Linked DNA regions of Homo sapiens: region 2 is linked to region 1. Evidence: chromatin loops called from intact Hi-C (ENCODE). Cell type or tissue: mammary epithelial cell. All regions are shown on one strand. Links, peaks and the distances in the headings refer to the core of each region. The heading gives the core; the rest is flanking DNA. Region 1 overlaps TMEM98 (transmembrane protein 98). Region 2 holds the start of SPACA3 (sperm acrosome associated 3).

Region 1 (15,317 bases), core at 3,282-11,281:
GGGTCTCTGTCCTATCTATCTCCAATCTCCAGTGCATGATGCATAGTAGATGATCAATAAATACTTAGTGAATGGTGACCGAGAGCGTTTGGACCCTCCGAGACATGGAGGATAGAATTAAGTGCAAATAGAGGAAAAGCACCCTCCTGGTATTCTAAGGACTCCTAAGTCAGAGTGTCTTTTTTTCACGTGGGGAAATTAAAGCCCAGAGAGGGGAGAATGCTTGCACAAAGAGAGACAAGCAGGAGGCCTACAATGAAATAACAGTGAATATGTACTTCTGTGAGATGCCCTTGTTCTTCTGGCTTATGAGTTTAAAATAGGTGTGAAAGACCCCGTTCTTCAGTTCCTCTCTCCAGAGGCAGCTACTGTTATCAAGTTACATTTTATGTGTGTTTGTGCCTATCGATGTGTTCATACTAAAAAAATTCTGTGCACTAGTATATACAAATGCACGGACTTCTTTCATTCTTCTTTTGTACACAAATAAAAGAATTCTATGAGAAAAAGAAATAGATGTGAAACAGTCTCCTGAGTGAAAACTGGCAAGAGGCAATGGACACTTTAATGCCAGTTCTAAGTTTCCAACACTGAAACTGGCAATTAGAACTCTTTCCAGAACCTTTACAGTCTTCTTTCTTCCTTAGAAAGGAAAAGTAGAGTGAATGTCCATCTCAGTGTAAGTGGATGGCTTTCCATCTCCTGACTGCATATTGGAAAAATTCTGTAACCTCCCTGAACCTCAGTTTCCTCAACTGTAAAATGGGATTACTAATATGTCCACTTCATAAGATTGTTGTTGGAAAAGTTAACAAAGAACCTGGTGCAGAGTAGATCCTCAGTAAATACAGTTTCATCTTTCCTCTCTTTAATGGGTGTTCTTTTGTGCATGTTTTTATGGCTGCGAAAACAACTGCTAGTTAAAATGTTTCCTTTTGTCTAGGGTTTAAAAAGCTATTTTAAGGCCGGGCTCGGTGTCTCACGCGTGTAATCCCAGCACTTTGGGAGGCCCGAGGTGGGTGCATTACTTGAGGTCAGGAGTTCAAGACCAGCCTGGCCAACATGGTGAAACCCCGTCTCTACTAAAAATACAAAAAATTAGCCGGGTGTGGTGTCAGGCACCTGTAATCCTAGCTACTTGGGAGGCTGAGGCAGGAGAATCGCTTGAACCCAGGAGGCAGAGGTTGCAGTGAGCTGAGATCGTGCCATTGCACTCCAGCCTGGGTGACAGAGCTAGACTCCATCTTAAAAAAACAAACAAACACAAACAAACAAACAAAAAATTTTAGTCCAACTGGGGAGCAAATTCTTCTGAGAAAGGAAAAGGCAAATTTGGGGCATGGCATAAATTTTACCTTGGTTCTCTTCAGGCCCTCAGGTCTCTGCAGGTGTCGTGGAGGAACCTAGCACCTGCCATCCTCTTCCCCAATTTGCCACTTCCAGCAGGTAAGACCCACCTGTCCCACTCTCTTTCGTGGCTTCTTGACCAGATCTGCTCTGACTTCATGTTCTCTCAAGCTTTAGCCCATGAGGAGGATGTGACCGGGACTGAGTCAGGAGCCCTCTGGAAGCATGGAGACTGTGGTGATTGTTGCCATAGGTGTGCTGGCCACCATCTTTCTGGCTTCGTTTGCAGCCTTGGTGCTGGTTTGCAGGCAGCGCTACTGCCGGCCGCGAGACCTGCTGCAGCGCTATGATTCTAAGTGAGTGAGCCTATGGAGGGCAAGGAGGAGGGGTGGGCTCTAACTAAAGAAAAAGAGAGGAACACGTAGTTCAGTGTTGGGCAACTCTAACTCAGCTTTTTGGTTCTAAAATGGTACCTGCAGGTGTCCTTCCCTGTAAAGACCTCAGAGTTTAAGAATGTTCCTTAAGCCTCCCAACATCCTGAGTCACCTCCTTCTCTGCTTCCTGAGCCAAGAAGAAAGTCACTGAATATGAACATGTTCACCTAGCATAAAAGCTCAGCCATCTGTCTCAAACTGGCCACCTCACTTAGCATTTGGATAAGCCAAATCACTTTCCAGCCAGACCCACAGGAACAGAAATCAGATGCCCACACTCTGGCCATACATCTAAGCAACAAACATTTGGTTTTGTGAAATCCCAACTTAGGACTGTTTCTCTCTTTGCACAGCAGATTTTTTTTTTTTTTTTTTTTTTTGAGATAGAGTTTCACTCTCGTTGCCCAGGCTGGAGTGCAATGGTGCAATCTTGGCTCACTGCAACCTCCGCCTCCCGGGTTCAAGTGATTCTCCTGTCTCAGCCTCCCACGTAGCTGGGATTACAGGCATGCACCACCACGCCCAGCTAATTTTTGTATTTTTAGTAGAGACGGGGTTTCACCATGTTGGCCAGGCTGGTCTTGAACTCCTGACCTCAGGTGATCCACCCGCCTCAGCTTCCCAAAGTGCTGGGATTACAGGCATGAGCCACCATGCTTGGCCTGCCCAGCAGATTTCTTTGTGATGCATTGTATGTGAAATATATTTTGTAAGCAAGATTCTATTTTCAATTTAGGGATATTTTAATTGATAGACCGTTCAGGGATTAACCCTTAGTTTTTCTTATCCTTCTGTCTTAATCCTATCAGCATCTCTGTCAAGTGGTTCATAATTTATAAATGCCCATTTATATGACCCAGGAAAGCTCTTCTACTGAACAGAATGCCATGGTATCTCATTTTCTAAAGTACCCTGTTGTAAAATTGGAGGTGTTTTTACTTCTTTCACTTTTCCAGTGTAACTAGGAAAAGGCAGGGATATAGGGATGGACCAAAGTGGTTCACAAGAGTTATTCTGCAGACCAGGTGGGGAGCCTATGTAGGTTTGGGTAATAGGAACCACCGCCTCTCTGTAAAATGTAGGATTAAAGGGAAAATACATTATAGAAGGATATAATTTTGTCCTGAAGGGATATCCCTAACATCTTTGTAATCAGGTAGTTATACCCTACTCTTTCTCTTGGTAGCTTATCTGACTCCATTTCACTTTTCTTTTGTTTTAGTGCTCCCGGCCTGCCTCCCCAACTCCCTGTCTAGCCATGTGCCCTGCCCTCAGCTGCAGCCCCACTAGGCTTAGGTTTGGATCCGGGACAAGTGGTCTCTGCCCTAGCTTACTGACTCCCTTACTTCTTTTATGGTGTATGTGGGCCTCAGTGAGGAGAGGATCAGCAGCGGTCACCCACCATGAAACCATTTAACGGGGGCCTTTTCTTCCAGGCCCATTGTGGACCTCATTGGTGCCATGGAGACCCAGTCTGAGCCCTCTGAGTTAGAACTGGACGATGTCGTTATCACCAACCCCCACATTGAGGCCATTCTGGAGAATGAAGACTGGATCGAAGATGCCTCGTAAGGCCATGGGAACTGTTTGCTTCCGGGCTTCTGGCAAATGATGCCCTTTGCTGGTGTCCTTTGCCAGAGCACTTAGCTGGCATTCAAGAACAGTCACTCTGTTACTTGCTGCTCTTTCCTGTGCCTTTAGTGTGGGGGAAAATCAGAATATGACTTGAAAGTGTTTGTCCTTTCCTTCTCTCCCCACATTTTGTAGACCTGAACACTGCGGCCTATAGTTGTGTGGCAAAGGTTGTTATAAAGTCACCCTGGTGTGCTTTGGTTATCCTTGAGTGCCCATAAATTTGGCTCAGGCTTCAGAGATGCAGCCCTTTTCTTTAGGATCTCAGGGGTCTCTCCATCCAACAGGAGCCCCTACATTTTGAGAAGCGGCTGCTACTTCATTGCCTTATCCATTTAGCCATCCATTCCCTGGTCCCATGTTTGTGGGGCATTATGTGGAGGGTACTGGGTCAGGTGCTGCAGATATTGAAACGGTTGAAAAGACAGTTATAGTCAGTATCACAGAAACTGTAAGAGATCCTTGTGTACAGTGCAGTAGGCACATGGAGAAGGCAGTGTCTAGGTTTGCCTGGGTTGGGGAGGTTGAGCTGGATCTCATGGAAGATATCACAGAGGAGGTGCCTTTTGACTTGGGTCTTGAAAGATGAGGAGGAGTTCCCCAGTCTGAGCAAAGGGGAAGGACACATTGGGCAGAGGGAACAGTCTACCAGAAGCTTGAGAGTTATATTAAAGCATGACTCGCTAGGCACACAGTGGAGCTTGCTGGAAGAGTGGATTGGGTGCAGGGAGGGGAAGGGAAGGGAGGTGCTCCCTCCTTTAACTCATGGGCTGGTTCATGTTGACACTGAGGCATTCCCACTCTCAGTGGTTGGTATTGGGCTGTGCCCACCGGTCAGGGCAAGTTGAGAAGCAAGGGTGGGAGCTGGAGGGTGGTGGGCCCCTCCAGATGAGCACTGATGACTTCTTCTTGTTTCCCCAGGGGTCTCATGTCCCACTGCATTGCCATCTTGAAGGTAACCCTCTCTTATTTCTCTGTGGGATAAAGGGTAGTCGAAAAGCACCACTGTGCGTGGATGGAGTAGAACGGGACCTTAGAAAGGGCACTGACCTCTCGCAAGAGGCCTTTCCTTAACTTGACACTTGGAATTTTTGTGGTTTACTTCCCCCCCTGCCTGGACTGGCTGTTCACAGAATCTCAAGGCTGTTTCAAAGGCTTTATTTCATCTGGTCGTCTTAATTCAATGACCTGTGGGAAAGACAGCCTAGGTACACAGCCACCATTTCACTCCTCTTGGAGAAAGCTGTGTATTCCTGAGACCGTGTAGCTGCCAAGAGAAATGGGGTTTCCCTGCTTCCCCCTGCACACTCATTTTCACTAACAGAGAGTTCAGGCCTGTATGGTGAGTTTCTTTCTGTATTTGGATTTCTACTGTGACTAGAAAGTCATCACTAGCCTTCTTTGGCTGTGACCGTAGTCAGCCAAATGGGACAATCAGTGTTAAAAAACCAAAGCAGGCATACTTCAATCTGAAGGCAGAGGATTTTTTCTTTGAAAGCCTGGAATCTTTGAAAAATTGCATCCAATTTGCATTTTGGGTAATTTTATGGTTTTAGCATTTGTTTTCAATTCTTGCCTGTTAATATCCTACCTAATAGAATAATAACTATACTGAAATATTTGGCCAGTTGCAAATATCAGGGTTTTTTTTTTTACATCAGTAACCTGGGTAATCACACATTTATCTCTTTGACTAGTAATTATTCAAGATTTCAAAAGAGACAACTTTGTCTTTTCTTTAGTGTCATTCAGTAGAAGACACTATTAATAAAACATTCTTTACCCCACCTCTTCTTTGGCTGTCTCTCTCAGGGGATGGATAAATGCCTAGTAGGAAGTTATTATCTCAGAGTCCAGGCTTAGTTAATTCTGAGAGGCTCTTTGGATATACAAATATGGCTATAGATATAAATATGGTTATTGATAGAGCTAGGTAGGCATAATGGCTAGAAGATAATACTATACTACATTTCCCTTCTCCTGGCCAAGATGTGTCCTGGGCCTGGGTTTTGTCTCCTGTCCTCATCTATTAGGAGGATAAATGGCACCTGTGGTGTGAGATGAATCAGCTGGAGGGAGTCATATTGAATTGGAATCTGTGTCTACCCGGCGAACCTCTGATCAAAGGAGAGGGCTTCTAAGTCTCCTCTTGGGATCTTAAGACTCTTTTGCTAGGTCACCTGCCCTTGAGTCTCTGTGGTGGGAGCTGGGAGAGGGGTCTGGGCTAACTCCCAGGTGGACCTTTGGGCTTCTTTCTGCCCTCTACTGTCCAGCTCCAAGTATAGGTCAGGTAGGGGTGCTTCCTTGCCATGGATAGAGGCGCACCCATGTTGGTTGGTTCTAGCATGGGGTGGCCTGGAAAGGGGAAGCAAGCTCTGGGGTGGCCAGCTCTGTGGGTGGGACCACGAAGAAGGCTGTAGTCAGTCTTGCCTTTTCCCTGCTTTTCCTAAGGTCCTTTCATCATCAGCTTGATAAACATGCTAATATATTACCTGAGACAATTGTTGAAATAAGTGCTGTTATTGGAGCATGTGCTTAAAGGGAACAATTGCCCTTTGTTCAGCCCCATTCCTGAGGGTGCCTTGTTGGAGATATTTATTCTTGTGGAAGACTAAACCATGAGATGAAGGAATAGAAAAAGAAAGTAGGTTTTTCCCCTAAGTGAGAAGGTGAAATTGGAGCACATGATTTTTCTTAAGACAGATTATTTCAGCTTAGGCTTCCCAGAGCCCACACCCTGCCCTTGATCTGCGGCTCCCACCCCAGGTCCTCTCCCAGCCATGCCCTTGGCTTTTGCCACTTCCCACCCGTTTCCTCTCATCTCTGTACTTTTCACATCTGGCCATTAGGTTGGGGGCCAGCTGCGATGGAACTCACGGCAGGGCTGATTTGTCTCGTGGGGGTGGCGAGGCCCTGAGTGGAGCCAGGTCAGCCCTCATCTCTCTCCTCCCTGCCGCATTAGATTTGTCACACTCTGACAGAGAAGCTTGTTGCCATGACAATGGGCTCTGGGGCCAAGATGAAGACTTCAGCCAGTGTCAGCGACATCATTGTGGTGGCCAAGCGGATCAGCCCCAGGTGAGCAATTGGCGGCTTCGAGGTCCCCACACTCCCTGAGGGAAGAGAGGGGCTGGAAGCTGGGGTAGCCGCAGAGCTGGGCTCTTCTATAAAATGGTGCACAGGCAACTTCAGCTATTTGTTTCCCACACATTTACAGAGTGACCAGGAGGGTTTAGATACCGAGACTTCTCAGCTAAGGTGGGCTTCCACCATCCCCACCTGCAGCATGACCCATCTGAGAGGGCTTTGGGGAAGCGCCAGCAGGTGCCTAGTCCTGACCCTGTCCTAGACCCTGCCCTGCAGAGCCCGTGGCCGCCCCTCTTACCCAGCCACATACCAGCTCCCCTTGACACGCCTTCCTCCCAGGCCAACATGTCACACAGATGCCCACACCCCTGTCTCTGCCTGAATCTGTGTTGGAGACTAGCTTGGGGGACCCACTCTGGCTGTGCCCACTGCTCCATCCCTGGCCCAGGCCAGCAGCCTCCAGCACTGGGTGGGAGCTGAAGCCATATGGCATTCAACCTCCCAGATTCCAGGCTAACTGCGAAATCCCGTGTGGGAGGCAACCAGCAGGATTGCAGTCAACAGCTACACCCCCTCATTTGGGCTTGATATCGTGAGGAAAAATAAAGCCCTTTTCTTAGAGCCAAGGGCTGTACTAAGTTTGTGCTGCCACCTGGTGGCTGGTATGCCGACGTGCCTGAGCAGAGGGTCGGGGCCAGGATGTTTTCCACGTCAGCCACCTGGCCCCTCCGCCCACCCGGGAGGGCACCTCTGTATGCCTGCTGAAACAATGGCACTGCTGTGAGTTCCAGGGGCCCACACGTTCCTTGTTGCCATGGCCCCAGGTAAATCACGAGGAACCAGCCCTTTCTCTGCCTCAAGATTAACCAAATAAAAACGACCAGTTTCCTGAGTTGCCACGTGAGTTCCTCTGAGGGAATACACGACCTGGTCAGCTTGAACTCAGTCCAGGCAGTTCAGTGAGTTGAGAGAGTGGGAGGGAGATAATCCAGGGAGGGACTCAGCTGAGAACAGTTCCCTGCCTTCTCTGGAATTGCCTCCAGTGGGCTGTAGCCACATGGTCAGCCCCTGGCTTTATAAGAACCCACATCCCAGGCTCTGGGTGGGCACTGGGCATTCCTTCCCCATTATTTTATTTATTTATTTATTTTTGAGATGGAATCTTGCTCTGTCACCCAGGCTGGAGTGCGGTGGTGCGATCTTGGCTCACTACAACCCCCACCTACCGGGTTCAAGCGATTCTCCTGCCTCAGCCCCCTGAGTAGCTGTGATTACAGGTGCCTGCTACCATGTCTGGCTAATTTTTGTATTTTTAGTAGAGATGGGGTTTCACCATGTTGGCCAGGCTGATCTCAAACTCCTGACCTCAGGTGATCCTCCTGCCTCAGCCTCCCACAGTGCTGGGATTATAGGTGTGAGCCACCACACCCGGCCTCCTTCCCCATTAGTTTTAAAGATTCTGCACTATGGTATTCACTAGACCCTTTGTCATGCTTTTTGTGCCTTCTAAGAGCCACTTAGAGGCCAGGCAGATTCCTGTGATACAGGTTACAAGGCAGCACTTTCAGGAGGTTGAGGTTTCTGTGTGAGCCTGGGTGAGTAGGATCAGCACGGGTCCTAAGATGAGGGTGTGGCATTGTCCAGAGAGTGGACCTGTTCTGGTGCTCACAGGCCCATCCTAAAGAGTACCTTGGACTACTTCTAGAATGCTCCGTGCCATAATTCAGCCAGGGTCCTGCTTTGTCCTTTTGCCCTCACACTTCTTTCTCCTTCTGGCCATGTTTTGTCCCCATTGTTTTTCCTGCTCCATTTATCCCACACAGTGTGTTGATGGCCTGTGAGTCTCGAGGAGGTGGCTTCAGCTCCAGGGCACTAGAGAAAGGAGCTGGCTGAGATAGGCGCGGAGGGTGACTGTGTCTCTGCATGTCCTCACCGGCTCCACAGCCGTGAATAAGAGTGTTTGAGGCCATCTTTTTTTCAAGTGCTTTTAGAAATCAAACAATACATCTTTATTTTTTCTTCCTATCGAGTGTTCATGAGCAAAGATTTGGAGCAAAACCTTGTGCCACGCAAATCAGAATGAATTGTAGTTCTGAACTTGATTTAAAAAAATTAACCACAGGGTAGAAGAAATCCAGTAGAGCAGTGTGAAGCCAAATGAAACTCATGGCCTTCTTTTTCGGTGTCTTACATACCTTTAGCTTTGTATTTTTTTTTCCTGAATACAAGAGTAATTAATGCTTATAAAAATGTGAAATACTGCAGACATACATGACCTGGAAAGTCTACTCCCTCCCAATTGTAGGAAAAAACCACTATTAAGTGGTGAGTGTTCCTCCAGATCCTTCCCAACCCCACATTTCAGAGCTTTTGTTTATCTATTTTTATGCAAATGACAGATTGAGCTTTACATATTATTTGGCAATTTGCCTTTTTAATATAGTAGTAATCTTGAACATCATTCCATATGTATGACTGTATTTTAAAAAACCATTGGAACTGAAACAAAACTAGAAAACAAAGTAGTCTCTGCAAAGACTGAACCTGAAGTCTTTGTGCCTAAGTGTCTGTCTGAGAATGCAGAAGCAATTGGAGAAAGAACCATTAAAGACCAGGTCTGGAATACCAAAAAAGAAGAACTGGAATAAAGATAGAAAGGAAGGAAGGGGCCAGGCGTGTGGCTCACGTGCCTGTAATCCCAGCACTATGGAAGGCTGAGGTGGGTGGATCACCTGAGGTCAGGAGTTCAAGGCTAGCCTGGCCAACATGGTGAAACCCCGTCTCTACTAAAAATACAAAAATTAGCTGGGCATGGTGGCGCGTGCCTGTAATCCCAGCTACTTGGGAAGCTGAGGCAGGAGAATCACTTGAGCCTGGGAGGTGGATGTTGCAGTGAGCTGAGATAGCACCACTGCACTCCAGCCTGGGTGACAGAGCGAGACTCTGTCTCAGGAAAAAAAAAAAAAGGAGAAAAGGAGATCAGGAAAGTGAAGTACTGAACACCTTTTGCCTCCGGTCAGGGTGGATGATGTTGTGAAGTCGATGTACCCTCCGTTGGACCCCAAACTCCTGGACGCACGGTGAGACCAGGGGTGGGTGCATGTTCGGTTTTTCATGCAGAGGTCCACAACCGTTTTATCAGATCTGTGAGGCTGGCTGACTGGCTTGTGTAGGGAGGGTGGCTTTGCAGCCTCCTTAGGCTGCCCGGGCCATGCGTGCCATTTACTTCAGTGAGCGGCGCCTGACTGGGTGATAGAGGCCAGTCCTCTCCTGAAACCCAGGAGAAGAAAGAGGCAGTCTTAGATTTTAAATTGTTATGATTAGACTTCCGGCCATGTTACATCCTAACTGTGCCTTCCCTTCTACCTTTTCCCCTTTCCCCCTCTGATTTTTGTACCCCAGAAGCAGACATGCCTTAGCTGTGAGTGCCACCCAGTTGGGCGGTGGGGCAGTGGTTCCCAGAGCAGTGAGAATGGAGGTGACAGGTCAGCCACAGCTGTGCTCACCTGCCACCAGACATGCGCATACACAGAGTGTACTTAGCCCTATGAAATTGTTATGTTCCTATACCAGATGCAACCCATTTAAGAAATATAGATTCTTTCGTGCCTTGGATTTATATGACTGTGTCATACACATGTAACAGTTGCCAGATCGGCAGTGGGTCACAGCGCTTCAGCTTTGGTTTCTCTGCCCCACTCCTACTGCTGCCGAGCTTTGTCCGTGGGTTAATAATCTGTAATGTATTCTCAAATGCATCATGGTACTAACCATATAAAAGGTATTCTACAGTGAATCTTTCAGCACTGAAAAATCTACTCCTCACTTTGGTTTTCAGTTACATTTTTTTTTTTGAGTTGGATAAACCAGCCCTGGGCCTTACCAATTTGTAATCAATAAGGAATGTTTAAGTGAGGGTGTGTCTGTCCTATGTTTCAGTGGGCAGCGGTTGGGGAATATGCTCATCTGATTGACTATATCTGAACTGTTTCACAAAGCGCTCTTTGGGGAGATGTTAATAGGTGTGCTGCAGAAAATGGCTTCCACAGTCTTAAATAAGCTTGTGAGAGACAGCCTGTTATATTCTCCTTGGAGCTTTACCAGGTACATCTCAGAAGGCTCTGAGGCAGGCTTCAGTTAACCATGTTTAACCCAGCCATCTCCAAATTTATTTGAGCATGGAGCCAACTTTAAATTGCATACCTACCAACATCCTAGGGAAGGGTGTGCAGTTTGGGGAATACTAGTCAAAAAGTCTATCTATTTGGGCTTTTGTGCAAAGTCCCTCATTTCCTAGGAAACCTGACCCTATTTTCTTTTTTTCCCTAGGACGACTGCCCTGCTCCTGTCTGTCAGTCACCTGGTGCTGGTGACAAGGAATGCCTGCCATCTGACGGGAGGCCTGGACTGGATTGACCAGTCTCTGTCGGCTGCTGAGGAGCATTTGGAAGTCCTTCGAGAAGCAGCCCTAGCTTCTGAGCCAGATAAAGGCCTCCCAGGCCCTGAAGGCTTCCTGCAGGAGCAGTCTGCAATTTAGTGCCTACAGGCCAGCAGCTAGCCATGAAGGCCCCTGCCGCCATCCCTGGATGGCTCAGCTTAGCCTTCTACTTTTTCCTATAGAGTTAGTTGTTCTCCACGGCTGGAGAGTTCAGCTGTGTGTGCATAGTAAAGCAGGAGATCCCCGTCAGTTTATGCCTCTTTTGCAGTTGCAAACTGTGGCTGGTGAGTGGCAGTCTAATACTACAGTTAGGGGAGATGCCATTCACTCTCTGCAAGAGGAGTATTGAAAACTGGTGGACTGTCAGCTTTATTTAGCTCACCTAGTGTTTTCAAGAAAATTGAGCCACCGTCTAAGAAATCAAGAGGTTTCACATTAAAATTAGAATTTCTGGCCTCTCTCGATCGGTCAGAATGTGTGGCAATTCTGATCTGCATTTTCAGAAGAGGACAATCAATTGAAACTAAGTAGGGGTTTCTTCTTTTGGCAAGACTTGTACTCTCTCACCTGGCCTGTTTCATTTATTTGTATTATCTGCCTGGTCCCTGAGGCGTCTGGGTCTCTCCTCTCCCTTGCAGGTTTGGGTTTGAAGCTGAGGAACTACAAAGTTGATGATTTCTTTTTTATCTTTATGCCTGCAATTTTACCTAGCTACCACTAGGTGGATAGTAAATTTATACTTATGTTTCCCTCAAGTGTGTAGTTATTGAGTCAAATTCATATGCATGGTGTATTGTGGGACATACTTAGATGGAAGGAGAGAGCCTAAGAATCCTGAGGATGATTTCTGTGTATGCCTCAAAATGAGATATTTAGGCTGGGCGCGGTGGCTCACACCTGTAATCCTCGCACTTTGGGAGGCTAAGGTGGGTGGATTGCTTGAGCCCAGGAGTTTGAGACCAGCCTGGGCAACATGGTGAAACCTCATCTCTACACAAACTACAAAAATTAGCTGGGCATGGTGACACGTGCGGCTGCTTGGTAGGCTGAGGTGGGAGGATCGCTTGAGCCCAGGAGGTGAAGGTTGCAGTGAGCCCTGATTGTGCCACTGCATTCCAGCCTGGGCGACAGAGTGAGACCATGTCTCCAAAACATACATATATATAAAATATATTTAAAGACCTCTTGGAGTTCAGGCAGAAGTGAAGATAGCACTATGAAGTAGTTTCCACATTAACAATAGCAATGACTTGAACGATGTGTTCCCCCTTTCTTCTGATATTAATATCTGTTCATTTTGCAAACATTGAAAGATTATGAAAGCTATGACCCAGAATCACAATTATATAATTTGGATACATACCCAAATGGCATAATTTCTGTCATAAGCCTGTAGGAAAAGCTTGAATTCTTCACTTCTCAGATTCTCAGAGCCAGCTTGCTCTTGGGAGAGGGGCCTGGTATAGGGGCTGCCCAGGTTCGTAGCCTATGCTGTCAAGCATGTTTGGAGTTGCACATCTGTTCCCATGTCATTTTCTCTGTCTAACTGAAGTCAGAAAATTCCTCAGCTGGATTCTGGGGAACCAGGAACCCATATTCCCAAATCCAAGATTGGGACCTGGTTTGTCTTTCCATTTGGGCACATTTCATTCTTTCCAGGAAAACAGGCCACTTCCAACCTGCACAATGTACACCAAACCACAGAACCACAGCTGGGATATGGAGTCAGGAGAGGGAAGCTGGAGCTCAACTCTCATGGACTAAAGGATGGATTCTGGATGGGCTCCAGGGGACACCTTATTGGATTGGTGGCTTCCATCAACTCTTAAAAACGTTAAGTGGTGAACTTTCCCGTCCTGTCAAGCTGTGAATGGGGAATGTATACAAAGTCACTTTGACTTTTCTATTTGAGGCCTCCACAGTAAACATCCAGAGTCATCCTATTTTTGTCTTTTTACCTCCCTTTCAGAACCTGTTTTCGTAATTAGACTGGAAAGCAATTCATGCTAAGTTTGCAATGGCTGCCACAGTTGTAAGTGTCCCCTGCATTTTAACCTGCACTAGAGCCCTAAGCCACAGAGAAGCAGTTCTGAATTGGTATCTCAAATACCATCCACCTGGTGTGGGTCTGCAGGGTGGAGAGCTTTCCCAGCACCCCTGAAGCAATGCCCAATGTCGATTACCTTCTCTGAGTCCTGGCAAGTCCTGGCACATTGGCTTTCTGGATCCCTTAGATGCTGCCCTTTCTGTTGTGAGGAGAGGTTGCCGAAGATATTGGAGGTGTCTGCTGGACTGTAGGATTTCTGATCCCACTGCTGTGTAGTTTTTTTTTCTAGTGCTGGACAAGTAAGAAGCCTCTGGATAAATTTGGTGTTGGTGGCTGATGGTTGAAGTGGAAGCAGTCTTTGGGGTAGGAGGCAATGCCACTCCTCTAGGCCCTTCGGGAGTTGGCTGAAGTTACTTCCTCCCTTGGAAGGGGCTGGTTAGTGAGTGCCAGGGATCTCAGGACTGTCTCTGTGCCAGGTGTGGTTTCCCAGGCAACAGACACATTCCTAAGTGCCTAGTTCTCTAGCGTCTGTATACATGGTAGTAGAGCCTTCCTTCCATGTCTCTCTTCCCTCTGGCCTGGAATAGGAGCATTAGACTCAAATTCTGATGAAAAAGAAATTACTTGGAGATAGAGATTCAATGTGAAGAGAACAAGATATTTGAAGTCAGAATTAGGTTTGAATTTGGGCTCAGTGACTTACAGTGTGAGCTTGGTCAAGTTCTTAACATTCTGGTCCTTAGCATTCTCATCTGTATGGTCAAGGCTATTGTCATTGGGTTGGTATGTCAACAAGCAAAACGGTATGTGTGAGCTGCCCAATTGTGGGCCTGGTTCTGATTAGCCAATGTTAACACCCTTCTCTCCACAGCTTCCCATTCTCTGATGCCGCTGACCCAGATGGCGTCACCTCAGTTACCATGGCTTGGTCCAAGCAGTGACTTCTGTTCATGGGCTCTGGAATTGAGTGGCCAAAAATCTGGAATCCCTACAGTAGGGAGAGTAGCCTTGTCCCTGCCCCACTACAAGTCTGTTCATATGAAGACATACAAAGCCGTCGCCTCTAATCAGTGTTCAAAGGGTCGATTGTGCAACTCACATTCCTCCAGAGAAATTCCCCCAGCTTGTGAGATCTCCAAGAGGGAACACGTATTCCTGGCATCCAACTTCCCCTGGTGCTCCCCCTGACCTGCCTCATTCCAGGAGTTCCCTCTCCAGAGACCCTGTGTGCCCACACGAGCAGACTTTTAGAAAATGGCCTACAGTTCAAAGGCCCTGCATTGCTTTATGGCCTTGGAAATGTGGGGAAAGTGTCAGATGAAGAATTTCTATCCTCCTCACCTCCTCCCTGTCTCCAATAAATGCATACCAAGAGCTTTCTGTGGAAGAGGGTTCGTGCTAGATGCTGGAGCTATGAAACAAAAGGCACAATCCCTGCCCTTAAGGAGCGATAGAGAAATGAGCAACTGCTGGAGCCATGACTGTAGCCAGTGCTGTGATGGAGGGGACCACAAGAGGGACTGTGGGCACACAGAGAAGGGACAGGGCAGGGGTGGGGTTGAAATAGGGCAGAGCTGCTGCCTGAATGGAGACTTGACAAAGAAGGAGTCAGGCATCAGAACAGAAAATGGTCCCAGCTACTCAGGTGGCAGGGGCAGGAGGATCGCTTGAGCCTGGGTTGGGTGGAGGCTGCAGTGAATCTTGATAGAGCCACTGCACTCTAGCTTGGGCAACAGAGCAAGACCCTGTCTCAAAACACACACATGTACACACACACAGAAAGTGCCGGGGGAAATAATATGGTTGTGCTGTGTTTGTTCTGGTGGGTCTTACTGTGTTTCTATGAGAAAGGCTGATGAGCAATTTTCAGAATTTGAGGCAAAACTGGTTCTTCCTGTTTCATCCTATTTGTATTTTTATTATCCCAATTTTGCAGGTAAGGAGACCAAAGCAGAAAGATCAGTAACCCTCCTGGAGTCTCACAATTAATATGAATCAGAGCAGGATCTTCAACTCCTCAACTTGTGTTTTTAACTGGCACATCTTCCTGCCTGGGTGCAGCAGGTGGGAAATCCATCATGGAAAGGAAAGAACAGACATGAGAGTCATTCCATTCTCTTCCAGTTCAAATCTTTTTTTGTGAAAAAAATGGTAGTTGTGACCCATGAATTAATTTCACGGCCCACTAATTGGTTACAACCCACAGGATGATAGAACATAGGTACTAAAATGAGGGCTGGGGCATGGGTGAGGTATTTCCTCTCCTTCCAAAATGACTTAATTTTATCCATTTAAAATAAAATTTGCATTTACCAGAATAGTGGCAAAAATT
Region 2 (15,317 bases), core at 3,736-11,735, 61 kb after region 1:
TGCTGTGCTGTGGGACTCAGGCTCCTGTGGGACACAGACGTGGGCACCACATGCCCTTTCCTTCCAATTCTCTGTCCTTTAAGTTTTAGGGTCAATAGGGTAACCTTTGCCCTGCACCTGTCCACACTGAATGGCCATCATCCAGGTGGAGAAGGGAGTGGCTTGTGGCTCAGCATTAAGGAAGAACTTTCTGGCACTCAAAGGAGCTTCATGGTGAGATGGGCAGCCTGGAAAAGCAGAGGGCAACCACCACCATCCCTAGGAACCCACCACCATCCCTGGGCACCTACCCCCATCCCTGCACATCCCTCACAATCCTTGGGCACACATCACCATCTCTGGGAATCTACCACTATCCTTGCACACTTACCACCGTACCTGCACACTGACCACCATCCTACACACTCACCTCTGCCTCTGCGCACCCACCGCCATTCCTGAACATCCACCACCATCCCTGGGCACCCAACACTACCATCCCTGCACATCCACCACTGTCTCTGAACACCCACCACCATCCCTGCACATGCACCACCATCCTGGGGCACCTGCTACCATCCTTGGGCACCCACTTCCATCCATGCACACCCATCACTGTGCCTGGGCACCCACCAACATCCCTGCACACCCACCACCATCCTGGGGCACCCACTGCCATCCCTGGGCACCCACTACTGTCCCTGCACACCCACCACTGTGCCTGGGCACCTACCACCATCACTGCATATCTGCCACCATCCCTGGGCACCCACTACCATCCTTGCACATCCACCACTGTTCTTGCACACCCACCACTGTCCCTGGGCACCCACCACAATGCCTGCATATCCACCACTATTTCTGGGCACCAACCACCATCCCTGCACATCTATCACCATCCCTGGGCACCCACCATCATCCCCGTGCACCCACTACCATCCCTGCACACACACCACCATCTCTGGGCACCCACTACCATCCTTGCACACGCACCACTGTCCTTGCACACCTGTTAACATCCCTGGGTACCCATCACCATCTCTGTACATCCATCACCATCCCTAGGTGTCTACCATTATCCCTGGATAATCATCTGAAAGATCTGTTGGGAGAGGAAGTGTCATCCCTCAGTGTAGTGTGTGTGTGTGTGTGTGTGTGTGTGTGTGTGTGCGCGCGCGCATGTGTGTATGTGTGTGTGTGTGTGGGGCAGAGATGTGCAAGGGGGCTGGGATTAGATATCCTGCTCTGCCTCTGGACCCTGAGTGGAAGGGCTCAGGTGGGCTAGTCAAAGCTCTGTGGTGGCGCTGTTTGTGGAAGATGAGCTCACAGAGCTGGAGTTCTAGAAGGCCCTCCGTTGGCCTGGAGCCTGCCTTCCCCATTGTTCTCTTAACACTGGGTGCCTGGGGCCCTGGCAAGGTTGTGGGGGACATCTTGAGCTGAAGCAGGGTTTTGAGCCACTGCTGCTGCTGCCATTGTCACCATGGTCTCAGCTCTGCGGGGAGCACCCCTGATCAGTGAGCCCCCTTTCCCTTCTTCCTGGGGCTGTTAACAGGGGCGCTGGGTTGGTCTGGCCAGAGACCAGGTGGAGAAAAACAAGGTGGTGGTTAGGGTGGGGTTATCCTGGCCTGGAAGAGTGACCAGCTGAGAGAGGAGAGAGAGAGAGAGAGAGAAACTCTGGAGCTGTTGTGAAATGCTCAGGATGGAATTCCTTTTAAGTCACTTTTCTACAAAAAAAAAAAAAAAAAAAAAATCAAAAACAGTCCATGTGTAGCAGTCAATTTAGTTTCCTCCTCTACAACTTAGGGATATTAACCCCACACCTTTCAATTGCTGAGAGGATTGGATGAGATTAAGTTGGAAAAGCTCTGGGAAAGGCCTGGCACAGTGTTCAAAGACTTGACAAACTCCACCAGGTTGGCTGCCTCCTCCTTCTCACTCCCCTCGCGGTGAGAAGAAGGTCTCATGTCCCTGTGGCCACGCCTTTTGTGGACTTGAGTTTCAGAAGCAGCCACAGAGCAGCTACTCCATGCCAGCAACTCTGCAGATAAATAAGACATGCAGATAAATAAGACCAGCCGCCGTTCTTCAGAAGTTAACTTTGTGGTGGGAAAGACTGACATCTATTCCAGCCTCGTGTGACAGAGGATGTGGAAGATCGGGTGTGTGAGAGTGTGGGGGGTGGTGGCATGCCAGGAGACTCTCACTGGGGAACACACCTCTGATAAGACCCTTCAAGTATGAGTCAGAGTTAACCATGTAGAGGAAAGGAGAGGGTGAATGTTCTAGAAAGCAAGGTCATTGTGAGAGAACAAGGTGGCACTGCTGAAACATAACGTGTGAATGAGGGAGTGGGCCGCAGGGCTGGGCTGTGAAGGGTCGTGAAGGGCCGTGTGGACCTCGAAGGGGCAGTTATGGTGGGAGCCATCCAAGGTGTCACAGGGCTGGGCTTTTCATTTAACAAATTTGTTCTGATGGATGTGTATAGAATAGCTTGGAAGAGTGGTTGAGACATGATACAAGAAGACCATGAAGGAAGCCAGGATGGAGGTGTGAACCTAGGAAAGGACGGTGCTCTCGGAGGGAAGGTGGAATCCACAGGACATTGGGACTGATTGGTTGGAACTGGGTGAAAGATGTCATGGGGAAGGAGTGAAGAATGACATTCATATTTCCAGTTTGGGTAAATGTGTGGCCCATCATGTTTTAAAGCACATAAGGAAAGTCACAAGGCAGAAGAAGGCATTGATGGAAACAGTGGTTCTGTTTAGATGTGCTGGGTTTGAGGTGCCTGCAGGGCATTCAAGTGGAAGTGTCCTGCCAGTAGCTGCCTCTGAGGTCTTGGGGAAGATGCCACAGGGGTTGCCAGCCTTCAGGCGGTGGCTAACAGCAGGGCTGCCCAGGGGGTTTCCTCAAAGTGGAAGAGAAGAGGGCTCAAGGCAGGAAGGCCTTAGAAAGCATATCAGCGTTTATGGCCTGGGCAGAAGTGAATTCCACGGAGGATAAGGAGGAGAGTCAGCCAGAGAGGGAGGAGGAAACCTGGGAGAAGGGAGCATCGTGGAAACCAGGAGAGGCAAGCCTTTCAACAGCGGGTGGCGGACGGCATGAGTACAGCTGAGAGCTCCCATGAGACAGAGTCGAAGGGGGCCTCCTTGGACCCGCAGAGCAGTTTCAGCGCGCGGTGATGGCAGGGAGGCCAATTCACCAGGTTGGAAAACAAGCGGGAGGGAGAAAGTGGCGATTTTCCCCAGGAGTTTGGGCGAGAAGAGGGGGAAAGAGACAAGGGAGTAGCAGTCAGCATGAGACTTGAGGGAAGGCATTTAGAAGATGGAGACTGAGAAAGTCTCTACGAGCAGGGGAAGGAGGAGCAGGAGGGGAACGGTGCTAGCGCGCCGGGAGAGGAGGGACAACGGATGGAGCAAGGCTTGGTGATGGGAAGGACAAATCTAGAGCTTAGAGGGAAGATGGGCCTGCATGAGATTGGAGGCCCCGTACCCAAACAATGACGGGGTGGAGATGAGGGCGAGGAGGCTACTGATGAGTTTGCAAGTGAGCAGGGCTAAGGCAGAAAGAGGAAGAAATTCCACAAGTGAGCACCTTGCTTTTCTTAGTGCAGCAGGAGACGAGATCATGTTCTGAGAGCCAAGGGGTGGGACAGCGTGGCGTGCTAAAGGACAATACTGAGGGTTTTCATTTCCTGTGAGGGAAATGGGAGAGAGAAGTCTGAGCAGAGACAAGCGCGAGTACCAGTGTTAGTTGTAGTTCATAACAGAAACAACAACTCACTTATTTTTAGTGCCAAGAGCTACGCTGTGCCCACGCCTTTTCTCATTTATTCTTCCAACAATCATATGAGGCAGGTGTTACTCACGTCCTCATTTTATAGAGGAAGAAACAAGCCTCAGGGAGGGCCCAAAATCAGAGATGGAGCAAGGAGCAGAGGGGGGCTTCCAACCCGAACCTTGCTGCAAAGCCATGACCTCAACCACTTTGTCATCCTCGGGGGCATTCAAGGTCCCGTGGAGGTTGGAGACCAGGGACACCAATTGGCACAAACAAGAGTTTGTACAACTCTTTCACTTTTTGACTCTGTGAAGGTGGAGAGCAGGTGTGGAGGCGCAGAGGTCAAGAGAAGCATGGGAAGGCTTGTCAGAGGTGGTGGGCAGTGGGATAGGAGCTCACAGAGGTGGGGAAATGCGGGTGAGGACAAGAAGCAGGGATGACCAGGGCAGGGGAGGGACTGGCTGAGACACAGAGGAACTGGAGGGGACTAGGTCTGGGGAGATGAAGGAGCCCTGATGCTGTGACACCCAGGTGCTAATGTCCTCTGTGATTTGGGGGACTGGCCACACACAGCCAATGATGACAGGGCAGGGAGGTCAAACCAGACGGGCAGGCTGGGCTTCCAGGGAGAAGGGCTTTTTGCAGGTTATGGTTTAGAAGTGGTGGTGGGGGTGGAGGAGACTCTCGGGACATCTTGGGGTCTTGTGTGTGGAGAAAGAGCAGCTTCCCCTTGAGCGGGCTATAGGGGAGCAGTGTTCTGGGGGAGACCTTGTTTCAGTTAAGATCTGGAGATGGAGGGTCAATGCCAGAAGGGCTGTCCCTTGACAGTTGGGCTGAGAGACCCATGAACACACCGCCTGGCCATCCCCTCCGGGAGCATCTGCTCAGTGGGGCTTTGGATTTATAGAACTTTGTCTCCATCCAAACTTCGCCCCTTCCTAGTTATAAAATCTTGGGCCTCAGGACTAAATAATCCGTAACGTGTAATATGGAGCTTACAATAGGTTAGTTTTCTTCCTGTCTCTGGCCTGGGTGGTGTGAAGCAGGATGGGGAAGGAGAGGGGCTGGTCTCGGGGTCAGGGTGATGCTGATCAGGAATGCAAGGGGGCTGATACGTGCTGCTGGAGCCTGGCCTTCTGCCCACCCCTTCTCTCCTCTCCCCTTTCCCAGGGGTGCACTCAAGCCCTGTTTCTTCTCCTTCTGTGAGTGGACCACGGAGGCTGGTGAGCTGCCTGTCATCCCAAAGCTCAGCTCTGAGCCAGAGTGGTGGTGGCTCCACCTCTGCCGCCGGCATAGAAGCCAGGAGCAGGGCTCTCAGAAGGCGGTGGTGCCCAGCTGGGATCATGTTGTTGGCCCTGGTCTGTCTGCTCAGCTGCCTGCTACCCTCCAGTGAGGCCAAGCTCTACGGTCGTTGTGAACTGGCCAGAGTGCTACATGACTTCGGGCTGGACGGATACCGGGGATACAGCCTGGCTGACTGTGAGAACCCCTCTCCCTGGCGGGCCCTGACTTCCCCACACCTCCCTCCCTCTTTCCCTCCCTCTCTCCTTCTCATTCAAGGGCTGTGGCTTCGGGAGCTTTTAGAGCCCTTCTGTAAACTGAAGATGATTTGAGATGGCAGGTAGAGAACAGCCAGCACGGAGTAAAACACGCAGTAGGCAGGCAGCAGGCAACCAAATTGGAGTCACCCCTTCATTTCCCCCTGCTGCTAAAGTCGGGGTCAAAGGAAACAAACAGCTCAGTCCCCTAAACTTAACTATGGCCACAAGGATCAGACATTCCTTCTGAAATTAGAAAAGACAAACTGAACAGAGCAGTCATGCCAAACTTTTCAAGCTGGTGGCAGTTTTAGATGGCCATGTGGGAAGGGCAGTCATACCGGGGCTCATCTTTCTAACAGGTCGAGCACCCTCTATAGATTCCACCTGGGTCTTCCTAATCTTGTTACTGAAGATTTAGCACTTGTAGGCTGGGTGCAGTGGCTCAGGCCTGTAATCCCAGCACTTTGGGAGGCCAAGGCAGGTGGATCACTCTGAGGTCAGGAGTTCGAGACCAGCCAGGCCAATATGGCGAAACCCCGTCTCTACTAAAAATACAAAAATTAGCTGGGCATGGTGGCAGCTACCTATAATCCCAGCTGCTTGGGAGGCTGAGACAGGAGAATTGCTTGAACCCGGGAGGCAGAGGTTGCAGTGAGCTGAGATCACGCCACTACACTGCAGCCTGGGCAACAGAGTGAGACTCCGTCTCAAAAAAAAAAAAAAAAAAAGATTTAGCACTTGTAGATTCATTCAACAAATTTATTGGGCCCTACTATGTGCTGAACAATGAGATAATGGGAAGACTGCTGGGCTAAAAGTCAAGAGGCCTGAGGCCAGCCCCAACCCATGCTATTTGGTAGCTGGATGGGACCCTGGGTGAGTCGCTGTGCACCTCTAAGCCTCGATTGATTGGTTTGCAAAGCAGGTGGGAGGCACCTGCCCCAATCACCTTGATCAGGCAGGAGAGGCTCGGTGGAGCCAGCGTGGGACCTGTGCAGTGAGCACCCTGGTCTGGGGTGGCTGTAACCATCTGACCCCCAGGCCTATGCTCTGCCCTATGCAGGGGTCTGCCTTGCTTATTTCACAAGCGGTTTCAACGCAGCTGCTTTGGACTACGAGGCTGATGGGAGCACCAACAACGGGATCTTCCAGATCAACAGCCGGAGGTGGTGCAGCAACCTCACCCCGAACGTCCCCAACGTGTGCCGGATGTACTGCTCAGGTAGCTGGGCCTGGGCCCAGGGCTGGCAGGAGTCAGGCCCTGCATTAGCTTTTGTTCCATTCCCAGTTTAGTTTGCTACCCCCATCTCTGAGTGAGGGTTCCCCCACATCAGGCTGGGCCCACGGAGGAGAGGGAGATGGGACAAGGGATGAGGGTAGGTCTTCCATCAGTCTGAATTGGGGTCCCAGATAGGAGACTGCCTTAGGGCTATAGGAATGGAGGGAGGATTGTTTCTGATGGAGGGGGAGAGGGATAGGGTTGTACCTGTGCTTCCGGAGTGGTTGAGACAGGATTGGATTTAGGCGAGTGGAGTGTGTGTGTGTGTGTGTGTGTGTGTGTGTGTAGAGAGAGAGAGAGAGACAGACAGATACACACTCACACACACACACACACACCTGGATGTCTCCTGTTCTCTCATTGTGTTTCTCTGCCTATCACCCCAGATTTGTTGAATCCTAATCTCAAGGATACCGTTATCTGTGCCATGAAGATAACCCAAGAGCCTCAGGGTCTGGGTTACTGGTAAGTAACTTGGGCTGGAGCCCCGCAGCGGTGGTATGGTTAGGACTGGTGGGCAGCAGCAGGGAACAAACCCCTTTCCTTCCTCACTTCTGGTTTAGAGACCACACTCTCCTTCTTGTTCTTCTCTGGGCGGTGACTGGCAACTGCAGCTGATATTATCTCTCCTCTTCCCTGTTCTCCATCCTCAGGGAGGCCTGGAGGCATCACTGCCAGGGAAAAGACCTCACTGAATGGGTGGATGGCTGTGACTTCTAGGATGGACGGAACCATGCACAGCAGGCTGGGAAATGTGGTTTGGTTCCTGACCTAGGCTTGGGAAGACAAGCCAGCGAATAAAGGATGGTTGAACGTGAATATGGCTCTCAGCTCTCAGTGTGTCTGCAGGTGCCATGTCAGAGCCAGAGCACCTCCGTTTTCCCTCACCTCACCTGTCCGCTTGGGCTGGGTTTCCAGTGGACTCCAGAAAGCCCAGCACCAGAGGCTTACCTCCATTTCTGGTGGCCTGTGGGCAGGTGTTTGGGGGGGGCACCAGTGCATTTTTTGTCTACCACACCTGGCAAAATTTGGGTCTAGGGTGGCCAGATTTAACAAAACAAATACATAAGAAACAACAAAAACAGGATGCCCCAGTTTAATTTGAACTTTGGATATACAACAGATAATTTTAAGCATGTCCAAAATATTGCATAGGAACATATTTATATTAAAACTATTTGACGTTTATCTAAAATTTAAACTTAACTGGGTGTCCTATGTTTTACCTGGCAACCCTAGCTGGATCTAGGGCTGTGCACCTCTGGCTTGATTGGGAAGGTTCTTGGGACACTTTTTTTCTGCAGCTTTGGTTGCAGATGGTGGTCACTGTGCTTTGGCCCTCCAGCTGTGACTACTAACACACACCCCTGCCAAGCCGGGGGTGCTGCTTGGTCGCGGGAGAAGAATGACCACCCGGAGCTTCTGCTTTCACCTTGCTCTCTGGTGCCCTCTCGTGGCGGAAGATTCAAGTGCCGCTGATAGAGACGGTGCGCTCACTTTGCCCACTACTGCTAGGAGTTTGGAGGATGGGACGGGAGTGACCGTGGCTTTCAATCCGCACAGCCAGTGCAGCCTTCTGCCTTAGTCAGCACACGAGAAGCCCAGAAAAAGATAGCGCGGTCCCCTGCTAATCTGGGACGACTGCCTCTAAAGGAGGAAGGTGGGTGGGTCTCAGGATCGCAGTGGATGTGGTGGCAGCAGCAGCAGTTGCAGAGATAGGATGATGTGTGAGAAGCCTGAGCCCTGAGTTCAGACTGTAGATTCTTCTGAAAAGGTTCCAAAGAAACCTGTAAGCACTGAACTGTTGGTTGAGGCATGGCTGGTGACTCTTAGGGAGAGGAGGGGACGACACTGTCGCCCCCCACCATCCTCCTCCACCTAATTCAGCCACCCTGAATGCCTCCGGGTCAGCATACACCAGAGGGGCGTGGAATGTCCACAATTAGCGAGTCAGGCCAGTTTCCTTCCCCTGCTGGTCTGGTCAAGATGATGATGAAACTTGAGAGCGACTCATGCAAGGGGACAGAGTGGTGAAGAACCCTGCTGGCAGTAGGGGCATCAATGACTAATGGAGCTATTAAATCATAAGTAGGGAGAAGCTGCTGTCTTTTTAACATCAAGGCAAACACGGTGTGCCTACCATGTGCCATGCATTATCTAATCTAGACCCTAGAACAATAGCTATGATGCAGCTACCATTATGACCACCATTCCACAGACAAGGGGAAACAGAGGCTCAGATGAGATAAATTTGCACCCAGCTCAGTGTGACTCCACATGTACGCTTACTCACTGTACTTTGCCAAGGGGTTGTTGTTATGGTCATCTGGCCTGGGACCCATGACCCATCCATCTTTCTTTTTTTTAAATTTATTTTTTGTAAGACAAATTAAAAATTTTATTTATTTTTATTTGTACAACTAATGGGGTACCTGTGTGATTCTGTTACACATATAGATTGTATAGTGGTCAAGACAGGGCTTTTAAAGTATCCCTCATCTGAGTAATGTACACTGTCCCCATTAAGTAATTTTTCATTGTCCACCCCCCTCATACCCTGCATTGTTCTGAATCTCCATTGTCTATTATTCCAGTCCTTTTTTTTTGAGATGGAGTCTCACTCTGTCACCCAAGCTGGAGTGCAGTGGTGCGATTTCAGCTCACTGCAACTTCTGCCTCCGAGGCTCAAGAGATTCTCGTGCCTCAGCTTCCTGAGTATAGGTGCCCACCACCGCACCTGGCTAATTTTTGTATTTTTAGTAGAGATGGGGTTTCACCATGTTGACCAGGCGGGTCTTGAACTCCTGACCTTGTGTAATTTGCCCACCTTGGCCTCCCAAAGTGCTGAGATTACAGGCATGAGCTACTGTGCCCGGCCCCTATTATTCCAATCTTTATGTCCATGTGTACACATTTTTTCACACCCACTTAGGAGTGAGAACATGTGACATTTGACTTTCTGTCCCTGGCATTTTTGACTTAAGATAATGACCTCCAATTCCAACCATGTTGCTGCAAAAGACATGATTTCATTCTTTTTTTAGGGCTGAATAGTATGCCATTGTGTATATACATCAAATTCTCTTTTTCCATTCATCCATTACACTTAGGTTGGTTCCATATCTTTGCTATTGTGAATAGTGCTTTGATAAACATGAATGCAGGTGTCTTTTTGACATAATGGTTTCTTTTCCTCTGGGTAGATACCCAGTAGAAGGATTGCTAAATTGAATGGTAGTTCTACTTTTAGTTCTTTGATAAATCGCCATACTATTTTCCACAGATATGTTAATTTACACTCCCACTAACAGTGTATAAGAGTTCCCTTTTTTCTGCATCATCACCAACATTTGTTGTTTATTGCCTTTTTAATAACAGATATTCTGATTGGGGTGAGATGATATTTCATTGTGGTTTAAATTTGCATTTCTCTATAATCAGTGATGTTGAACATTTTTCATGTAACTGTTGACCATTTATATATCTTCTTTAAAAATGACTATTTATGTCCTTTGCCCACTTTTTTTTTTTTTTTGAGAAAGGGTCTTGCTTTGTTGCCCACGCTGGAGTGCAGTGGTTTGATCATGGCTCATGGTAGCCTTGACCTCCTGGGCTCAAGCAATTCTCCCACCTCAGCCTCCTGAGTAGCTGAGACTACAGGCATATGCCACCACACCTGGCTAATTTTTGTTTTTTTATAGAGACAAGGTTTCACTCTTTTGCCCAGGTTGGTCTCGAACCCTGGAACTTAAGCAATCCTCCTGCCTTGACCTCTCAAAGTGCTGGGATTTTAGGCATGAGCCACCATGCCTGGCTTGCCCACTTTTTAATGGGATTGTTTCTGTCGTTGAGTTGTTTGAGTTCTTTGTATATGCTACATATGAGTCCCCTGTTGAATGAATAGTTTGCAAATATTTTCTCCCATTCTACAAGTTGTTTATTCTGTTGATTATTTCTTTTCCCGTGCAGGATCTTTTTAGTTTAAGTCCCATTTGTCTATTTTTCATTTTGTTGCCTGTGTTTTTGAGGTCTTAGTCATAAATTATTTACCTAGACTAATGTTCAGGAGAGTTTTCTCTAGGTTTCCTTCTAGTATTTTTATAGTTGTGAGTCTTACATTTAAGTCTTTAATCCATCTTGAATTGATTTTTGTATATGATGAGAGACAGGGGTCGTTTCATTCTTCTGCACATGGCAGAAGTTTTCCCAGCACCATTTGTTGAAAAAAGCGTCTTTTCCCCAACGTATGTTCTTGTCAGTTTTGTCAAAAATCGGTTGGCTGTAAATATGTGGCCTTATTTCTGAGTTCTCCACCCTGTTCCACTGATCTGTGAGTCTGTTTTTTATACCAGTACCATGTTGTTTCGGCTACTATAGCCTTGTAATATAATTTGAAATCAGATAATGTGATGCCTCTGGCTTTGTTCTTTTTGCTTAGGATTGCTTTGGCTATTTGGGCCCTTTTTTAGTTTCATATAAATTTTAGGATTTTTTTTCTAATTCTCTGGAAAATGATGTTGGTATTTTGATAGGGATTGCATTGAATCTGTAGATTGCTTTGGGAAGTATGGTCGTTTTAATGATATTAATTCTTCCAGTCCATGGTCCAACCATCCATCTTTGAAGGATTCGTGCCTTCTACTTCAACTTCAGACTTCTGTTGCCTGCCTGGCCTGGTTGCTTCACTGGGTCCCATTCAGCTTGTCTGGGAGAGGAGCCCAGGAATAGGTGTAGTGAAGCTCTTGGAACCAAAGAGAACATTGTTAAAGGATTTGGGGGCTGTGAGCAGTGATGATGGCCACAGTCTCTTCAAGATGGGGCTGGACTGGGATCAGGCCTGGACAAGGGACCCTGAAGGCCTGGGCTGGGTGGTTGACCAGGAGCAGGTGAAGACGGAGCTGGAGAAGGAGTATTTAGGGAAGAGGGCCCTGATCAAAGCCAGGGAGGCCTCCCTTGTTATGAGGGCTACAGAGTGTGCAGGCCCATCTGAATGTAGAGGCCAGGGGAGCCTCTATGTTCAGAGCTCAGCTCCTGAAGGACATGCTCAGGTTGGTGAGAGTAACCAGGCCATGTCCTGGTATCTCTCTCCTTCCACGTCGCTCACCCCACTTACCATGGGCCATTAAGTCTTACCTCTTTTACTTTCTTTATATCTCTAGAAACTCTCCCTCCTTTCTATCCACATGCAGCTGCTTTAAATCAAGTCCTCATCACCTCTTCCCAAGGACGATTGCAATGGCTTCCTAAGAGTGTTCGTGTCTCTAACCTTGGTCCTTGCAACTCCACCTCCTCCCTCAGAGTGAGCTTTCTATCTTGTTTCTGCCTTGCATCCTAGGCCCAATAGCTTTTCTTATCTTATAGGGTTAAAGTTCAAGTTCCTTGGGTTGGTATACAAGGTCTTTCATGACCAAGACTCAGCTGACTGCTACAGATTCAACTCTCACCTGTTCGGAAACTTTTGCTCTAGCTAGTTTGTGTCCTTGGCGGTTAGTTTCCTGAGGGTAGCATGCTGCTTCACGCCTTTCATTATCACCGATCATTCTTCTCCCATTCATTACACTCTGTCCCTTGAATGCAACAAGCTGTTTGCACCACAGGGTCTCTGTACCTCTCTCTTGTCTTCCTGGAATTTTATTTCTTCAGATCTTTGTTTTGTTTTGTTTTTTTGAATTTCAAGCTGTAAGTTTTTTTATTACAGAAAAAATTTTGGTGCCATGTGTTTGTGGTATCGAGTGAGTAGAATACAAAGATAACCAAAGGTAACCAGTGTTAACCCAGGGCTCACTTGTTCACACTTTAAATTTCCAGTTTCTTAAATAGATTTAATTTTTGGCGTTAGACTCCTATCCTAGCTGTTTGATTGCTTGATACATAATTAAAACCAAACATGTCTAAAGCCACACTCCATCCTCCTGAAACAATATCCTTACCTTACTTATGTTAATTTTAGTATTCTTCTTCCAGTCACTCAAATTTGAAAATACTGTCATCTTTGACTTTTTCCTCTCCATTTGCCACAGCCATCCTATAAGGTCTCTGTAATATCTTCAACTTCCACCGCCCTTTCAGATCTTGTTGCTTCCAGTCAAGTTTGAACTGTGCCTCTCACATAGTATTCTTTTTTTTTTAATTATACTTTAAGTTCTAGGGTACATGTGCACAACGTGCAGGTTTCTTACATATGTATGCATGTATACATGTGTTTTGGTTTTTTGAGATAGGGTCTCACTCTGTTGCCCAGGCTGGAGTACAGTGGTGCGATCATAGCTCACTGCAGCCTCCTGAGTAGCTGGGACTACAGGTGGACGCCACCACACCCAACTAATACTTTGATATTTTTGTGGAAATGCATTTCCTCAGACCTTTGGGTGACGCTCCCTTTTTCTTCAGTCAGGTCTTGTCTCAGTTTCACCTCCTCAAAGTGACTTCTCTGATTGCTGTAGCTGAAGGAGTCTTTCCCCTCTTTGTCACTATCTTGGCACTACAGCATGCTCCATTATCTGAAATTATTCCATGCACCTCTGAATTTATGTATATCCCCTTTTCACTTGCCTATGCTAGATTGTAAGCACCATGGGGGCAGAAAATTTGTTCGTTCCTTATATGTCTACCACCTAGAATAGTACCTGGCACATTATACTCAATAAAAAAAAAAGAACCTGTTGAATGCATGATTGATGCATGAATGAATGAATGGTAGGCACTCAGCTAATGTTTGCAGAATCAGTGAGTGAATGGGGCTTGATACCATCTAATATGCAACAATTGATTCAATGATATTACTTAATCACTACCTATGTGCCAGACCCTAGGCATCTCTCCAGATGGACCCACTGCCACCCCCTGCCCCATGCCCCCGGGGATCCCTCTCTTGGGGAGACTCTCTATCCCTCAGCCAGGTAACCACCCTGGCTGCTTTTCATACAAGTCCTGCCTGCCTCCTTCTTGCCCATATGTGGTGTAGAGGGAGCTCAGCATGGTTTGGGCAGTTTGGCAGAGGTGGAGCAATGGGGTTTTCTCCTTTTTCCTAGCCACCTGACCTTGGGAAAGTCACTCCACCTCTCAGAGCTCAGTGTTCCTCATGGGCAAGAGGAGCAAATGAAGGCCACCTTGGAATATTGTATCAATTGCACCTGTAATCTATCATCGTAATCCATAATATAGAGCAGCGACGCGCCCAGCATAGTGCCTGGCACAGAGTGGGGCTTCAGAAATGCTGGCTCATCTGGTTTTCCTGAGCTCTGGGGGTAGCAAGTTCCAACCTACCTGGGGAGGAATGGGTGGGAACAGGACATGCCTGCCCCAGTGACCAGGGCTTCCTTAGGAGACCTGTACTGTGTCCTTCTCATTGTTTGCTAAGAAGAGAAAGAGAAAGGGGAAGGTGTGAGGAGGAGAAGGAGGAGAAGGGGAATGGTTTGGGAAAAGTAGTAGACAGTCCTATGGAAAGTAGGGGAGAATTCAATGAATTTTTGTTACTTTTCGTAAGTCTCCCCCTTCTTGGATTAGTTTGGCTGCAGGAGACAGATTTAAAATGGGCTTTTCTATATCTTTTGTGCTAAGGGTGGATTGAATGTTCCTGGGGATGATTGGCTTGCTAAGGTGCTGTCCCTTCTCTACCTGTAGGTACAGGTGAGGGTGGCAGAGGCCCCTGGCAGCTGAAGGAGGCTTTGCGGGGTGCTCTTTCTGTGTGGTCCATGCCCTCAGCTGGGTATGGTGGTTTTTCTCCACTCTGAGCACTGGCCTGAAGCTTCTAGGGTAGGGAAACTGTGGGAGGTGGGCCAGTCAGAGGGCACCCAGAATTTCCTGGACCCCATCACCTCTGTGCCTATGGCAGACATTGCAAACTGAGTACAAGCCTTTGTCTTTACTGAGCTGGCATGTGTCCAGGAATCTTTCTTTTTTTTTTTTTGAGACAGAGTCTCCCTCTGTCGACCAGGCTGTAGTGCAGTGGTGTGATCTTGGCTCACTGCAACCTCTGCCTCCCGGGTTCAAGTGATTCTCCCACATCAGCCTCCCAAGTAGCTGGGACTACAGGTGCGCACCACCATGCCTGGCTAATTTTTGTATCCTTAGTAGAGACGGTTTCATCATGTTGGCCAGGTTGGTCTTGAACTCAAGTGATCTGTCTACCTTACCCTCCCAAAGTGCTGGAATTACAGGTGTGAGCCACCACGCCCAGCCAAGGAATCTTTCTTGACAGTTCAATGGTAGTCACTCTCGATGGAGTTGGCATGTAGAATGGGACCTCTTTATCATCTCTGACCTACCCTATGTTGGCCATCACAGCAGCACAGCATCCGGAGGAGATTGAGATGGTCATCCCCATTTTTAGGAGGAAACTGAACCTCAGAGAAGTTCTAGAGCTTGCCCAAGGAAGCACAGTTGGCCGGAGCTGGGACTTGGATGGGGCTGCCAGGTTGCCAAGGCCATGCTTCATCCTCAGCTGTCCCAGCTGCCATAGCTGCACTAGCACTTGGACTCTCAGCAGGCTGCCCCCTGGAGTGGGAAGGCACAGTTGAGGGGTGGGGGGCAGTGGAGAGATAGCCCACCTATCCACAGGGGATCCATCATTCTCCAAGCCCTCCAGCTTCTCTTCTGCCTCCAAGTCTCTGCCCAGGTATCTGTTCTGCAAACTTGCTTGCCTGGCAACTTCTACCCATCTCTCAAGGCTTCAGTCAAAACCTGCTCCGACTCAGCCAACCAGACCCAGGTGTTTCTGCCGCAATGAGCACACTGTG

What was found. Peaks named below come from ENCODE experiments on the same cell type or tissue, not always from the same donor. Only the 100,000 strongest peaks of a DNase experiment are listed, where the experiment ranks them.
Region 2: a loop joins it to region 1, with 5 times the contacts of the local background. A loop is called at or near these places in 13 of 110 quality-filtered maps.

The regions. Positions count from the first base shown.
Region 1 is chr17:32,929,957-32,945,273 of GRCh38, forward strand. TMEM98 (transmembrane protein 98) reads left to right here. Exons shown (of 8, transcript NM_015544.3): 2 at 1,371-1,446; 3 at 1,519-1,703; 4 at 3,218-3,349; 5 at 4,335-4,368; 6 at 6,376-6,491; 7 at 9,521-9,580; 8 at 10,830-14,359. The coding sequence starts at 1,573. The coding sequence ends at 11,037. Among named protein-coding and RNA genes, the nearest start is that of TMEM98, 9.5 kb to the left of the region's middle. RefSeq lists enhancers at 5,824-6,474, 6,475-7,124, 7,035-7,329 and a silencer at 6,430-6,617. In mammary epithelial cell, for the core only: a CTCF peak has its summit at 7,157 (motif pointing left); a DNase peak (open chromatin) is centred at 7,195; H3K27ac peaks cover 1,063 bases.
Region 2 is chr17:32,990,480-33,005,796 of GRCh38, forward strand. SPACA3 (sperm acrosome associated 3) reads left to right here and starts at 1,368. Exons shown (of 5, transcript NM_173847.5): 1 at 1,368-1,493; 2 at 4,930-5,238; 3 at 6,364-6,522; 4 at 6,966-7,044; 5 at 7,233-7,398. The coding sequence starts at 1,460. The coding sequence ends at 7,299. RefSeq lists an enhancer at 11,866-12,401. In mammary epithelial cell, for the core only: a CTCF peak has its summit at 8,028 (motif pointing left); DNase peaks (open chromatin) are centred at 8,072 and 8,582; H3K4me3 peaks cover 210 bases.